2 separate regions of the Mus musculus genome follow, and region 1 is linked to region 2. A link is a loop called in an ENCODE intact Hi-C map of the cell type or tissue named here. Cell type or tissue: left cerebral cortex. All regions are shown on one strand.

Evidence for each region. A loop is a pair of places that touch in the nucleus more often than their neighbours do. Peaks named below come from ENCODE experiments on the same cell type or tissue, not always from the same donor. Only the 100,000 strongest peaks of a DNase experiment are listed, where the experiment ranks them.
Region 1: a loop joins it to region 2, with 2.2 times the contacts of the local background. A loop is called at or near these places in 2 of 42 quality-filtered maps.

The regions. Positions count from the first base shown.
Region 1 is chr3:137,923,220-137,931,219 of GRCm38, reverse strand. It overlaps Lamtor3 (late endosomal/lysosomal adaptor, MAPK and MTOR activator 3), which reads right to left. Exons shown (of 7, transcript NM_019920.2): 4 at 6,050-6,108; 5 at 4,278-4,411; 6 at 3,810-3,873; 7 at 2,458-3,273. The coding sequence ends at 3,200. Dapp1 (dual adaptor for phosphotyrosine and 3-phosphoinositides 1) reads left to right here. Exons shown (of 9, transcript NM_011932.3): 9 at 1-213. Among named protein-coding and RNA genes, the nearest start is that of Lamtor3, 8.7 kb to the right of the region's middle. In left cerebral cortex, a CTCF peak has its summit at 3,964; no DNase peak of the experiment used is centred here.
Region 2 is chr3:138,439,138-138,447,137 of GRCm38, reverse strand. Adh5 (alcohol dehydrogenase 5 (class III), chi polypeptide) reads right to left here and starts at 4,045. Exons shown (of 9, transcript NM_007410.3): 1 at 3,945-4,045; 2 at 1,747-1,848; 3 at 1-55. The coding sequence starts at 3,956. In left cerebral cortex, a CTCF peak has its summit at 3,963; DNase peaks (open chromatin) are centred at 4,074 and 4,363; H3K4me3 peaks cover 1,975 bases; H3K27ac peaks cover 828 bases.

The DNA.
Region 1 (8,000 bases), 520 kb after region 2:
TTATGGAATAAAGCAACGTCCTGATAAAATGCATTGTGTCAAGTTTGCAAAATAAGGAGTAACACGTGGCTCCTCCTAAAATGTATGGCTTTTATGTTCTTAGAAACAATAATCTTTCTCTCCTACTAAACAGTCTACTTACCTTCTGTAAAAGGAGTTTATTTGTATCCTTTAGTTCTGTTCATTAAATGAAAAGTGCATGTTTTTGTGGTACATGTCCAACTTTTATAACATTTTTATTGCTTTTGAAGTAGAATAAGGTTAAAAAGACTGGTTGGTTACTAGATATTGATATATTAGTGATTTACTCAAAACCTTGCTTGTACTGCTAGGCTTGACTTCACTTCGCTACCTGAACGGAAGAAACTGGAGAACAAGCTGAAATGTCTAGTTAATCGAGTATGGGCAGGACTCACCCATCAGCCAAAAGGTCTTTGGCGCAAGGGAAAATGCACTGAGTGGAGATGGTCTCTGTCTCTGGGCTACTCCACAGTTGCATGTGCCAATATCTCACACCATTCCCCTATATCGAATACGCATACATGCCATCTGACGAGACCTTGATGGGGACAGAATGACTCGGTTCCTGCCCCTGGGACAGGGCCAGCACAAAGGCTCCAAGAGTTCGGATGGCTGCCATAGGCATAAGGCTTGTTTGTATAATAATGTACATTTTTTACATTCCTCCTTTAAGCAATGTCCTTCCTATTAACGTTAACGACCCCATGATAATCAGAGACAGTATGAGTCCAGGAGACGAAGTTGTGGCTAATGTCTCAGCAAAACTAAATGCTGGGACCTTCAGGACAGCCTTTAATGCTGTGGAAAAGGACTCTAAAAACATGAGATTGAAAATATATAATTTCTCAACGATGCAAAAAATAGGGATGCAATATGAATTATATGAGAGGCTTCACAAATCTCAAGGAACAGAGGTAGCTAGCTACACTATGAGCCAGCTTGTCAGATACAAAGGCAGGCAGATTCCTGAGTTCAAGGTCAGCCTAGGACGCAGCAAGTCCAAGCCCAGGTGTGCTAGAAATGGTAATTTCAGGACAGGGTCTCACCCAGCTAGCTTAGTGTCTACTTAACAGACGCAGGCATATCTCTAAATTCTGTTGCAATGTTAAAATTTTAGAAAATGTGTGCTTGCTGTTTTTTTAAGAACTAAGGGGCTCTGGTCACAGGATGCTGACTCATAGGATAATCAAAAGGAAAACCTGATGTAAATGACCGGATTAATATGTAAAATAAAAGACTGGGCTTATGATCTGCAGGAGAAGAGCTGTCCAGGGAATTTAGAATAGCAAGAGTGAACTGCTTGGAGAACTTTCTCAAGCAGAACTGCAGATCTCCAAGGAAAGCAGATCAGAGAGGAAGATGTAGAGGAGAGGAAAAAGCTGGAAAGCTCAGACCCTCGATTTGACTTAGTGTTGTTTTCGTTGCTCCCGGACACCCCTTAACTCAGACCCCTTCTCCAAGCCGAGGCTGGTCCCTTGGCACATACTTATAACCCCTGCTGATCTGCTCGAGAACTCATACAGCTTTCTCCTCAAGAATCTCATTCCGTTTGTTAAAGTATTTTAAAATTTGTACTTACTGTTATTGTGTGTGTGTGGCCAATCCCCAGACCTACTTCGCAGGAGAGAACTGACTCCTGAGTTGTCCTTTGACCCCAACATGTGTACACGTGTGTATGCGCACACAACACTAAGTAGGTGTAATCTTAAGTTTTCTAGCTTTATGTTACGTAGAGTCACCTTCCTGTCTCATGTGCCACATCACTAGTAACAATTTCCTAGACATTGTTATGTGGTAACTCAGACAATGAGAATTCTGTTATCTTAGTGGGTGCATCTCATCGTTCATTAACAGTTTATAGCTCCCTAAAGACAATAACACATTCTCTCGGCTTGATTTCTCCTGCTTTAGGTGGCCCCAGTTTGTGGCTCCGAGGCCTTCTGTGTCTAACTCAGGGCACCACACACTCACTTTCTCTACTCACCACTCATCCCAGATTGTACTGGAAAATGAGGGGAAGGAAAAGCAGCGGGTGCTCGGGCAACCAGCTCGTGCGGAACCTAAGGACAGCACCAGCACTCTGTCCGGAGCAGACATTCCCAGGCAATGGTGTCTACAGCTATGCATCAGGAGGGATGGGGACTGAACCATTCCAGAGACAAAGTGCCGGGACAGCCAGGGCTTGAATGGCTGATCTACTCCTGAGCCTCTCAGTCATATAAGCAGAGATCGCTTCTTTCCTGGAGATTCAGCCAGGCTCACAAGGGAGGGTTTCTTTTCTTTTTTTTCTTCCTTTTTGACAGTTTATACTAGGCACAGTCTCCAATACAATCCCTATATGAACTATTCATGGCTTATTCATGTGACTGAAGGTTAGAATTATGCCCATTAAACTTTTCAAAGTCCAAAAAAGAGGCCTATACAGAGCTCATTCGGTACCTTTAAAAATACTATTTTATTTATACACATGTATAAAAAATGGCCATCCTGTCATTTTATATACATCCTGATAAGGAAACAGAACTCAGTAACATGCATTTCAATTGTACAAAGAACACAATGGTGGAAGCACGGTTACAGCAAAGCGGAGAGACATCATAAGCAGTGATTGTGCTCTCAGTGAACAGCAGCACCCTGAAGAATCAAATCCATTAGTAACTCATCCTCACCGAGAACACAGAGAGAGGGGCGTTAGTGATTGTACTTAATTATTTTTACTAAGCCATTTCATCTTCCTCACAATGCAAAGAAATAAAATATAATCTGAAGAAAAATATGACCTCATTATTATTCTCAGTAAAAGGGTCTGCGGCTTATGGAGTGGAGCAGAGTTCAGCAGGTGTGCCTGCTGGCTCAAGGGCCTCACGGTCCCGGTCTGACCCTCTGCTCTGGACAGATACCACTCACTTTCAGGTGCCTGCACTAACTCCATGGGAGCTGCAATCGAATGACCATTTCTGTGGTGTTCTCAGACCTCACTAAGTAAGAAAAGATTTTATACACATAAATATAACAATTGATCTGTCTATAAATTATAGCAATAGGCTCTTCTTTAGTGTAATGTGGAAAAGCGGCCTTCTGAATACATAGCTACAAGTACTATTGTGGTCGGAAGGTTGCTGGCCTGGTCCAGGGTTGCTGCAGTGAGGCCCAGGTGTGCATCAGAACCACTGCTGGATTAAGACACTTCCACAACTTTTATCAGTTCTTCAAATAACGGAGCTAGCTCCTTTTCTAGGCTGACAATTAGTCCTAAAAAAGAGTTAAAAAATTAGAATGTTAGAAGATTTTTCATATGAACTCTGGGCTGAAATGAACCCTTTCTCCTCATGTGGCTTTTGCCAGAGTAGTTCGCCACAGCGACAGAAAAGAAACTATGAAATTATCTCTAAATTGTCAATGACATTCAACTTGTCTCAGCGTTGTAATTTAATTGGTTGGTGTAGAGAATTATGACACTTATACAGCGCCCTGTATGTATTCTGTTCAGTTTATGTCCTGTAGCCCTTCCTTTTTTCATAGGCTGTTACAATGGGAGTCACAAACAGCACACGCAATGCAACACTGAGCTGACGTTTCTACGCAAACCCCAATGTCTTGCCTCATCTCAAGAGCATCTGGAAGCCACCGTCGAGGTGGACGAGGCCGGGGAGGGAGGCAGGCATGTGAACTGGGAATAGAATTCAAGAGAAAACAGAGATGGGGCTGAGGCTCTGTCCGTCCTAATCTCTCACGCTGCAGAACGCTATAAAGAATTCCAGGCGGCATCTGTGGCCCTGCTAACATACCTGTGTTGGCACTGCTGCTGGCTATGAAACTCACCACCAGAGGCAAACGATTGAACTGAACCACCTAAAAGGAAAGAAGTAGTAATGTTGCAAGTCTACAAATTCAAACAGCTCATCATTCAACTTTCAAGGTAAGCTTTTTGTTTGTTTGTTTTTTAACCTGTCACAACAGAGGAATTGTGTTGAAGAATCGCAGCTATGTAAGCTAACGGCACCATCTACTGGAGTTAACAATGATCTAACACATACTTTATAGCATAACAAGCTCTTTATTTTTAAAGTTTTAAGTACTTTTCCATAATAATTATTCCCTTTCTTAAAAATAAAGATTAGTTCGAGCTAACTATTAAAAATTCTATCCCCCTGACACTAAAATCTAGACTTATACTAAAACTAATTTATACAAAAGATGTAAAAATGGTAGTGAAATCAGAAGTGCATCAGTCGCTGTAAACGGAATATACAGACCTGGTAGGTGTTATAGTAGCAGATGATGCTTTTGTTTTTTGAAAGTCCGAGTTTGCTGCCTTGGTCTGTTGCGAGGGCAAACGTGGATAGGAAGCCAGGTCTCAGGGCGTGCTCTGGGGCACTGTCGTTAGCCACTGCGATCAGTGATTACATAAACGTCATGTAGAGTATGGAGGGAAGAGTTCAACAGCAAGTTTTAAAAAACACAAACCAGTAAAAGCCTAGGCACAACAGGACACTTGCCATGTTGAAAACCCTACTGCTAGCTGGGTCTCGGAAGGTCTGTGACTATAAATCCCTCAGGGACGACACGCTGCCTTACATGTAACAGAATGAATATCCTGGCCATCTCAGACTATAGTCATCACTGTACTATACTACAGTGCTCTGGTGTAGACAGAATCAGATGGAAAATGCCTTTTGCTCTCATACAAACCCACAGCCCAATGGCTGGCTGCCAGCTTCACGCTCCTCTCGCTCGTTAAGGCTAGACTAGTGTAGCAGCTGCATCAGCTAAGTATGGAGGTTCAGTGGTTCACAGACATTCTGGGAAAGAACATGAGGGCTGGAGAATCACCTGAGCCCTCTTTCTAGGGGTGAGAAGAGGAAGGTGGCTGGCCATAGCTGCCCACACGGTGTGGCTGTGTGGTGGGTGGCACACAGTCAATGGACTCTTATCATGTCTTGTCACCAACTCAATGCCCAGCTCTGCCCAGGCAGTGTCCTCTCTGCACTTGACCATGCTAATGGATAAACTGGAAGAAATAACCCACGTGACCTCAAAGCACGTTTTAATCCTAATGTCTAAATTTACCTGATATGGAAAAGAAATTGTAAATAAAATGCATAAGACACTATTTCATCTTTAATCTTTGGTAAGTGAAACCAGCAAAGTCCACTTTGATGATGCCAGGAGATACGAACAGCAGACAAGCTGAGCTCACACTACCTCTGTTACAGCAAATGTGCACCAAAGAAAGTTGAGGACTGCCAAAACCATGTTTGGTGGATTTGGGGTGGAACCGAATATGATCAAAACACATTGTATGCATGCATAGAGGTCTCAAGACTTTACAGAGATGTATTTTTAGAAACTTCTTAGATTCTGATCAACTAAACTAATGACATTAAAGTTTTAAAAAATATGTTTCTAGTAAAGAAGCAAAACCCCACAAGATTAAAACCCACCAGTGGGGCTGGAGAGATGGCTCAGCAGGTAAGAGCACTGACTGCTCTTCTAGAGGTCCTGAGTTCAATTCCCAGCAATCACATGGTGGCTCACAACCATCTGTAATGGGATTGGATGCCCTCTTCTGGTGTGTCGGAAGACAGCAACAGTGCATTCATATTCATATGTATATGAATACATATATGAATGCATATAAATAAATAAATCTTAAAAAACAAAACAAAACAAAAAACCCACCAGTGTGAGCTAGTGCCGTGGCTTAGGGGTTGGCTGCCTGCCTGCCTTGCTCACACTTTCAACAGTAAAGACTTGTTTAATGATTTGTATTATGCCATAAGCATCCTCAGTGGATAACCAGGACTATGGTAAATGCACACAGATGCTAGATGTTACATGGTCCAGATGACATGCAGTTCACTGTAGGCTCTACACCAAGTCCTCAACACACAACGTATATACTTCCTCGAACAACTAAAACAGTCTTTCTAGTTTGTTGAAATAAGCTGTCTATATTTTTAATTATTTAAATATAAAACATTTTTTGTCAAAAGTAAATGTGCCATATGCATGCAGTTAGCTTTACCTTTAATAACCGGCACCCCGTCTCTATCTGACACAACAATTGCATGGAGCCCTTCAACACTACAAGAAAACAAAGTTCAGTATTACAAAGTTACTTTGATTTCTACAAATATGTATCTCAGACTCATGGTGGTACTTCTCACGCATATAGACATTTCTTTTTCCCCTCCTCCAGCACCGCAGACGGAACGCAGGGAGCTGCACACTCTAGCAAGAGCTCTACCACCAAGAAGCAAAGTCCCCTACTGTTTCATGCATGTTCCTGAAAAACATATGCGTGTGTGTGTGTGTGTGTGTGTGTTAGAATATGTTCCCAGGCGTGTTGAGAAAAACTTGTCTAGAAATTCCCTAACGTGTACCACTGAGATGCTGAGGATATTTACCACACGTATGTTAATTATTGAAGAGTAAAGCTTATGTTCTATCATTCCATGGTTTATAGAAGCAGAAAAGGGTTCAGCTCTGACAACGGTAAAAACTAAAGAACCTTTGTCTGTTTCCCTCACTCTTTCTGATTTCTGATACTGGGTTTTCAGATTTTAAGGCACTTAGTATTTCCTGATCATGTGATACTGACTCTACAATCTTAGAATTGAAGTTGAGTAGTAGTTGAGTTATTATCAAGCAAATAATCTTACACTAAGGTAAAATTACTACTATGGGAGGTGCCATTAGAAGATCTGTAGGGAGAACACTTCTCTGGGGAAGTGGCGGCTTGGCTAAATATTAGGGCATCAAGTAACTGAAAAGGAGGGGCTGTTTTTTAGGCACTGAGCAGATCTGATTTCAAAGTGTGTGTGTGAAAGAGAGTATGTGTGTAAGCATGTGTATCTGTGTATGTGTGTGTGAGAGAGAGAGGAGGGGAGGGAGACACAGACACACACAGAGAGACAGATGCAGACAGACAGACACACACAGAGAGACAGACGCAGAGAGACAGACAGACACACACACAGAGACAGAGACCACGACCCAGTTTGCACGTGGAAGTAAGAGGACATCCTCGGGTCTCTCCGACAGGCTGGCCATGAGCTTCCAGGGATTCCCTTGTCCCCACACCTCACTGACTTCATGTGAGTTCCGAGGACCCAAACTCCGGTCCTTACACTTGCACCTTAAGTCTCTACCCACCAATATGTATATGCTCATGAATTTAAAACAAACAAGCCAACCAACCCCATCTGTGTGCCTATTTGTGTATGGACATGCACGATGGTACCTTCCAAGGCCAGCAGAGAGCATCAAATTCCTGGAAACTGGACTCAGAGGTGGCTGTGGATTACCCAGCACGGGTGCTAGGACGTGAACCCATCTGTGTTTTTCACAGAGCAGCAAGTGCCCGTAACTACCGAGCCATCTCTCTATCCTCTTAAAGTCATAGTAAGTGAAAAAGAAACTTCAGTTTTGAAAAATGTACCTTAAGCAACAAACTATGTTATAAACTGTAAGCAAGCTTTGTGTGCGCATATGTGATGCCTGTCACGCGCACACAGTATACTCCTATCTGTGCCTGGTTGCCAGGACATAAAGACTTCTGACAGCAGATGCTTCTCCCAGCGGAGCTCATGACTGCAGCCCAGGCGCAGGGAGCTCTGCAACCTTGAAGTTTATAAGTATATTGTCTACTCAGAAAAAACAAACAAACAAACAAAAAAAAAAAAACAAATTAAAAGACAGGTGCTCAATACATTATAAAAAACGTTAGAAAAATCTGTATAGCACAGGTAAGTTCTAATTTCCACGGTAATTAATTTAAATAGTCGCTAATATACCAAAGGCGGTAAAAAAGTAGAATGTTCTTTTTAATGGATTACAAATCCACAGAGGTACAAGCCTAACAATGCAGAATAGCTACAGCCTTAAAGCACTCCTTTTTAGAAATCAGGTCACAAATATAGAAGTTGTTTCCAAGTCTACACACAACGAAGAGTGGTTTGCATAGATTTTACTAC
Region 2 (8,000 bases):
GGTCAGCTCCGCTCAGGGTATAGGCATCGGTGTGGCAAACAGCAGTGGCAAGGATCTACCAGGCCGGTAAGAGAAGAAGCATCTAAGTGTGCACGCGCAGCTAGAGTACAAGTCGTGTACAGGACACTGTGTCATACTGCACTGCACATCTGTAGACTCGTTTCCTTTACAGATCTACTTCTCCAAAACTAGCATGCTTACAACCCACGGCATCTTTAGACCTGGTGGACTTCCCGTAGTGTTGAGAAGAGCGGCACATTGATATACATGGAGGTGTGGCACAGATCTTTTCCTTTTTGTTGTGTGAGAACAAGTACAGGTAAAGCCGGTGGCTTCCCCAGCACAGTGCCTTCAGTTACAGAGGATTGAAACAGCTGGGGCCATCTCACTGCTGGCTTCCTAAGTTGGGGAATGTGATGCCTACACAGACATTGTTTCTTGGAGATGCCTGGCTGGCTGGCCTCTGTCAAAATTCAGAGCTTTTGGTGGAACCCAGTCCTTTTGCTGACCTACACAATTTCTATTCAGATAAGCCTTTCACTGCACTCTCTGGCTTCTAAAAATCGTTCTTGGGGCTAGAAAGCTGGCTCAGTGATTGAGAGCGCTTACGGCTCTTGTGGATGACCCAGTCTTTGGTTCTCAGCACCCACACCAGGCAGCTCACAACTCCCTGCAACTCCTCTGGCCCCCAATGTCCTCTGGTCTCTGCAGGCTCCTGCATGCATGCGGTATATAATCTCAATCAGGTACTTAAACTTATACATTAAAGAGAAAAGCAAGTAAAGGCAAAACCTTGTTTGTATTTCTGCTTTTCTGCTTCTGCTCTGTGTATCCATTCTTGCTGTAAGCCAGCAGTTTCCTGGGGATGAAGCTGTTGGTGTGCCCACACCACTCATCTTAGTAATCTACGACAAACTGTCTTCTGAACACGAACATAAATACATAAAGTATAGCATTTCAGACTCTTAGATCTTGGCTGAAAAGGACCTTGAAAAGCAGTAGGTTTTGTGCTTCTCAATTGGATACATGCAAACCTTGGGGCACAGGCTAATCTGCACAATGTGCCTGGTGTCCTGATGAAGTAAGAGTCGTGACTCTTGCCCTTCAAGGAAACACTGTCCCAGAATGTTAAGGAACAAACACACGCAATGGTTATAACTTTAAAGCATTAACTTTGTGTCATAAACAAGCAGAGAGCAGAGGGTAAAAACAGTTTTACAAACGTCAAGGCAGCACAGGTCTCTCCGGAACGCTGCCTTCTGCCTCTCCATAAATTCTTAGCCACAGTGGAGGGTGAGGAGCGGGGGACAAATGGATCCACAGAACCCTGGCCTTGTCCATCACGGGCAGGACAATTTAAAGCTCTGTGGGCAGCAGAACTTCATCTGTTTGCCGCTCTAATCAATCAAGAACCTCTTTCCAGTTTTTCTGAAGCAAAACTGAAGACCGTGTCTTTTCTTTGATTCTAATACAACGCCACTCTGTGAGTTATGAGACTAGCGGAAAGGGGAGGGTCACATAAAGCCACCTTAAACCCAAACTATGACCGTTCTATTGTGGCAATCCACTAATCCGTAGGTTTGGCTTCTTAGCCCGCCCATGAGCAAATACAAAAAGATGGAGAGGCCAACTTGAGGAAGGGCAGGTGTGGGGAGGACTGTGATTCTGTGGCAGGAAGACTTCCAATGCTTTCTCCTTGACACCGCCCTTTGGGGTTTCTCCCACAATGCCTTAGCTGGACATTACCTTAATCCGAACTTCATGAGCCTTTGGAGGGGCCACTTCTATCTCCTCTATGGAGAGAGGCTTTCCCGCCTCCCAGGCGACTGCAGCCTTACACCTGATCACCTGAGGTGGGGGAAAAGAAGTAAAGTTTATTCTCCTAGATTAGTAATTACTTCACGGGCAACCAAGATAATGATGCTGCTCATGTTAGTGTGCCAGGCTGTGGAGAGGGTCCAGGGCGTACAGCTCCTGCCCGTGCAGGCCTGAGGCCCAGAGTTCAGCTCCCCAGCATAACACCTGGAGGCAGATCAAGCTGGCTGGATCGAGTAACTGGCCTGGAGAGCTCTGGGTTCAAGTGAAAGACCCTGATTCAATGTATGGTGGAGCAATTGAAGACCTGATGTCAGCCTGAGACCTTGACATACCCACCTGTGAACACGCATAAACATAAACACACACACACACACACACACACACACACACACACACGCTACAAACTCAGACACACGCAAAGCTAAATAAATAAAACTAAATTGAACAGCATATTCACAGAAAAGCTTATAACCTCTAAGTGAGATGGAGAATTGTTTTTAGGTCTCACATAAATCACACAGTGAATAACATAAAATTAAAGGGCCAGATACAGTGAGGCAAACCTTTAGTCCCAGCGCTCAGAGGCAGAGGCAAGTGGCTCTCAGTGAGCTCGAGGCCAGCTAGATCTACACTTCAAGTTCCAGGACCGACAGGGCTACATGGAGAGATTCCATCTCAAACCTTCCACCCTAAACCACCATCAACCAGGACAACAAATATGTGCATATATATTATTTATATTTAAATTGTGTATACATATATATAAAATCAAAGGGCTGAAGAGATGGCTCAGTGGTTAAGAGCACCCACCTACTGCTCTTGCAGAAAACTCCAGGTTCAGTCCTATGCATCTACACTCTCACAGCTACCTGTAATTCTAGTTCCAGAGGATCTGTGCCACCCCCTGGCTTCCACAGGCTCCTGCATGCATATACACACACACAGGCACACACACACACATCTTAAAGGAGGGTGGGAGGTGGGGAAGAGATGGAGGAGGAGGAGGAAAAGGAAGAAGAAGAGGAGGAAAGAAAGAAAAGGAAAGAAGACTATGGAATACATGTCCCAAGCTGGGGTGTAGCTCAATGGTAGAGCATGTGCCTTGAATGCACAAGGCCTTGGATTTGAGTCCTAGCACAACAATGGACAAGCCAAGCAAAATCCCACCCAGAGTCTTTCACTAGGTTTGGCAAGTAATTCAAGGTTAGTATTCAAGCTTAGTATTATGCGACCTAATTATCTTTTCCTTGGGATGGCTTATATAGCATCACTTTAGTGCAATACTTCCCAGTGGAAAGGATCCTAAGAAATATCCAAATGGGGGTAAAAATACTATAACCATCTCTTATAACTGTGCTAACTAATGCATTAGCCATTTGCCACAGGTGGCTATTGAACACTATAGATAAAGGACAAGTGTGAACTGAAATCAGGTATGATGTAAAAATTTGAAAGCTTAGAAGAGTGAAGAATATCTCAATTTAAAAATACTTATAACGTGGAAATAATATTGCGAGTATCAGGTTGGGTAAACATACCATTAGAATTAATTTTATGTGGCTCTGTAAAGTTTACAATTCCATATGAAATTTATATCGCGCATCTAAAGCAATGAGCTACTAGAGCGATTACACTCAGTACAGACCTTCTTAACCACGGAACCAAACCTAGTGAGAAATGCTGGGTTTTGATCAGTTCACTTGACGCTTATGAAATGTGTTGACAGAATAAAGGTTGCAAGCCACTCACTGGGTTTACTGGAGATGGACTTGAAAGTCAAATAACGTGATTTGAAAAAAACAGGTACACCGTGCTGCACGTAGAAAGCCAAGGTCGAAGGAAGGGCCTAACTTTGCTTGGGAGTTTTGAGCACGGCCCGCGCTCCAAATCTGATCCTGCAACCCGGGCGCGACCCGGGCAAGTTCTTCCGTCCCGCGTGACGGGCGCGGGCCTCAGCCCACCGGGCTCCGGCGGAGCAGAGCAGAAAGCAGAGCTGCTCTCCAAGCGCGGCGCCGAAACAAAGCCTCCATGCCCTCGCTGCGGCTGCGCTCGCCTTCCCCGGCGGGCGGCAGCGGGCCACCCGGGCGTTCCCCTCCTCTGCTCCGGCCCACCGCGCGCCTCCATACCTGGTTCGCCATGGCCGCTAGTTCGGGATCGAGCGCTAAGGTTCACGAGTGTAGCGGAACCCGGGTGAGGGCTGGACCGTGCGTGAGGGGAGGGGCTGTGCGCGGGAGGCGGGCCTTCGATGTAGGCGGGGCGTACGTGAGGGCGGGAGGAGGTGGCTGTGCGTAGGGCGGGACTCGGCTGGGAGGCGGGCCTAATACCGGAAGGGCGGGGCCCGCGTTTCGGAGCCTGAGTTTCGGCTACTGCGCTCCGTTGCTGGGGAGGCAGTAGTTTTGGGGCCGTGAAGCGCTTTATTCCAGGCTGGCTCAACTGAGCCCCTGCAAAGCATCTCTGTGGTATTTCCTTGTCTAATTTTCGTGCAGTCTTTGTACGTTAGACGTGAGAGAAATATAGCGTGTGGTAACACGTGTGGGAAAGCACGTGTAGAACAAGCCACGCCTTCCGTGTGTCCCTGTCCGCGGTCCCCCCGCCCCCCTCTTCCCGGGCTTGCACGCGCTAGCTAGCGAGCTACTGATTTGCGGGTTGCATGCGCTAGCGAGCTAATGCAGCCCCTTGTTTTGCGGGTCTGGGTCCAGGACGAGTCAACACTGCGGCCCTCAAGGGCTTTGAAGGAACACTAGAGGGAGAGGTGCCCATCCTAGCAACAGCCCGACCTCGGATTTCAGCAGGTTACGACCAGGTCCTGGGATTTCAGGGACCATCGGACACGGAGAGAAGTTTTCAGGAAGGGAACCGAGGGAGCAGAGTGGGCCCCTTTTAAGAGTGGACCAACTATGTGGAGACAGAGGCTGCTGTATTTGCTGATGTAATCCCAAATGCTGCTTGTGTTGAAATGTACCCACTAAAACACCGCATTTTGTCTTTTTCATGGCTCATTTCCTGATTACACACTTTAAGGGTTGACATTCTCCACGGTACTGTTCAAAGCCCTTCTCTCACTTCACACTAACTCACACCCTGGCTTTTAACGTATATAATTAATAGGATGATCACCATAGTCTGTCTCCAGTCAGGGTAGTGTTCCTAAACTCCAGGCTTGAAGTACCAAGCCAGTGTGTATTAGGGTATCTCAGTGCTTAAAACCCAACTTACTTAAAACTAATCTTGTATTCGTGCCTCCTAATCCTTTTAAATGATTCCAGTGTCTGGTGATTAAAATATTCAAATATACAAGCCATTTCCAGTCAAACCACCACATGTGGATATTATAAGTTATACTCCTGTAAGAAGTTGAACAAGTTGAGGAATTCATAATTCTTACAGAAGTGAAGTCACGCAGGGAGAGCTGCTGCCCCCCGAAACAGAAACAGGAATACAGAGAATCACAATCCATCAGACTAGAAATTCATCATTGCAAGAAGCAGTACTAGGGCCAGAAACTGAAGAGTGATTGACCTATTGCTGTAGGCACTTTGTAGTTTAGTCTGACTTTTGTAAACGACGGAGGATGCAGTCATGTGGAGTGGAGTATTCTCATACTTTGAGAAGTTTATTTTCACGATTTTTCAGGGAAGGAGGGAGAAAAATTTTCCTACTGTTTCCTTTAGAGCAGTGTTTGTCACGTGTGGGTCATGACCCTTCTGGGGGTCGAATGATCCTTTCATAGGGATCACGTATCAGGTATCCTGAACATGAGATATTTTCATTACGATTCATAACAACCAGATGATAGTTATGAAGTAGCAATGAGATAATTATGGTTGGGGTCACCACAATATGAGGAGCTGTATAAAGGGTTGTAGCATTAGGGAGGCTGGGACCACTGCTCTAGAGGTAGTATCAATGTAAACATGTGTGTTCTTAAGGAGGCTTGCCCTCAAAAATGACTTGACCAGGGCTTAACTCAGCATGAGTTTTCCCTGTGCTCATCCAGTCAGGGAGAAGGGAGATGGGCATCTTCAGTCCTCTCTAGTTCTAGAATCCTATTCCTTGTAAGGGGCTGAGAATTCAAAACCAAACCAAACCAAACCAAACCAAACCAAACCAAACCAAACCAAACCAAACAAAACAAAACAAAAACCCAACCAACTAACCAACCAAAAAAAACACCTGAGGCCGGCCGTGGTGGTGCATGCCTTTAATCCCAGCACTCAGGAGGCAGAGCCAGGTGGATTTCTGAGTTCGAGGCCAGCCTGGTCTACAGAGTGAGTTCCAGGACAGCCAGGGCTACACAGAGAAACCCTGTATGGAAAAACCAAAAAAAACAAAACAAAACAAAACAAAAAAACCCAAAAAACAAAAAACAAAAAAAACCCCCTGAGAATAACTAAAGTTTATAAGCTCACCTAAAGACTCAGATAAAATAAAAAATTAAAAACTGTAGAACATTTTCCCCTTTTACTCAGTAAATTATATCTGTCTTTTAATAAAAAAAATTGCAAGGCACAGAGCAAGGCAAACCATAGTTTGAATGAGCATGGCAAGCATCAAAACCAGACCCAGAAGGTGACAGCTGTGCTGGAATGATCAGACCGTGCGTTTTAGTTTTTCCTTTGTTGAAAACAGACTTTTCATACAATACATTCTGATTACATTTTTCCCTTCCCTTGACTTGTCCAAGATCCTTCTCACCTTCCCTCCAGTCTGAATCTACAACCTTTCTGCTTCCTGTTAGAAAACAAGCTGGTATCTGAATAACGATGATGATAATGATATAAAGCAAAAGCTAGAATAGGACAAAACAAATGAGCAAAAAGAAGAAACAGAACCAAAGAAAAAGCGTGAGAAATACATATATGCAGAAGCACAAATGTTTATACACATAGGAATCCCATAAAAAACAAACAGAAGCCATAATATATACACAAAGGATCCATAAGTTAAAAAAAAAAAAAAAAAGACTGGAAAGCCATGAGACAGAGAACCTTCCTCCAAAGGTTCTCTGAGTTAACTTCCTGTTGATTATCTACTGCTGGGCATGATGGCACCTTGGTAGTGATTTGTGTTCCCAGTGAAACTTGGTTGGACTGAACTAATCTTTCATTTGTGAGTAGTTATCAATTGGAGATAGCTTCTGGGTTAGAGGGGGAGCTTGTGGTCCTCTTGCCCTCTCAGGGCTGGGACCCTGTTGGGCTGGACCTGTCTGTGCAGGATTTGTGCTTCCTCCGTCTCTGTCAGTCCCTCTGTGCATCACTCCTGAGCTTAGAAGGCCTCCTTTCTTTCATGTTGCCCATCTCACCTAGCTCTTACAATCTTTCTTCCTCCTCTTCCACGGGCTTCCCTGAGCCCCGAGGGCGGGCTTTGATGGACACCTCATTCAGAGGTGTTCCAGGTCTTACTCTCTGCACATAGCCTAGCTGTGGGTCTGTGTTTGTTTTCATTTACTACAGGGAGAAGCTTCCGTGATGATGGCGGAGCAAGGCACTCATTTTTGAATATAGCACAGTGTTGTTAGTAGTCACTGTGTGACTATGTCTCTTCAGCCAAGAAGTCGTAGTCAGTTTTCCCCTAGGTACCTGGGCTCTCTGGTATCAGGTTCTGGGCCACCTGCAGTGTTATGGAGATCAACCAAAAGCTTAGGTTGGGGCTGGTGAAATGGCTCAGCAGTTAAGAGCACTGACTGCTCTTCCAAAGGTCCTGAGTTCAAATCCCAGCAACCACATGGTGGCTCACAACCATCCATAATGAGATCTGACGTGCTCTTCTGGTGTGTCTGAAGACAGCTACAGTGTGCTTACATATAATAATAAATAAACCTTTAAAAAAAAAAAGCTTAGATTGTTTCATGGTTCCCATGGGCCCCCTTTGCCAACAACTCAACTGTGGTGTAGCTCACTTCTGGTCCTTTATTTGATGGTGAGAGATGTCCAGTTGGGTATCTGTTTCCTGTTATTTGGTGGTTTATCTAGCTCACCTTTGTATATGTATATATTTTAGGAAGCTTCTACTGTAGTGGGTTTCCATACAACCACTCAAATGACCCTTAGTTGTAGATATCCCTCCCTCCATTTCCTCTCTTACCCTGTGTTTCCTCCCACTCCCCATATGATTCTCCATACATTACCCTCCCCCCCCCCCATCCATCCATCCATAACTATTCAATCTTCTCTTCCAGGGGA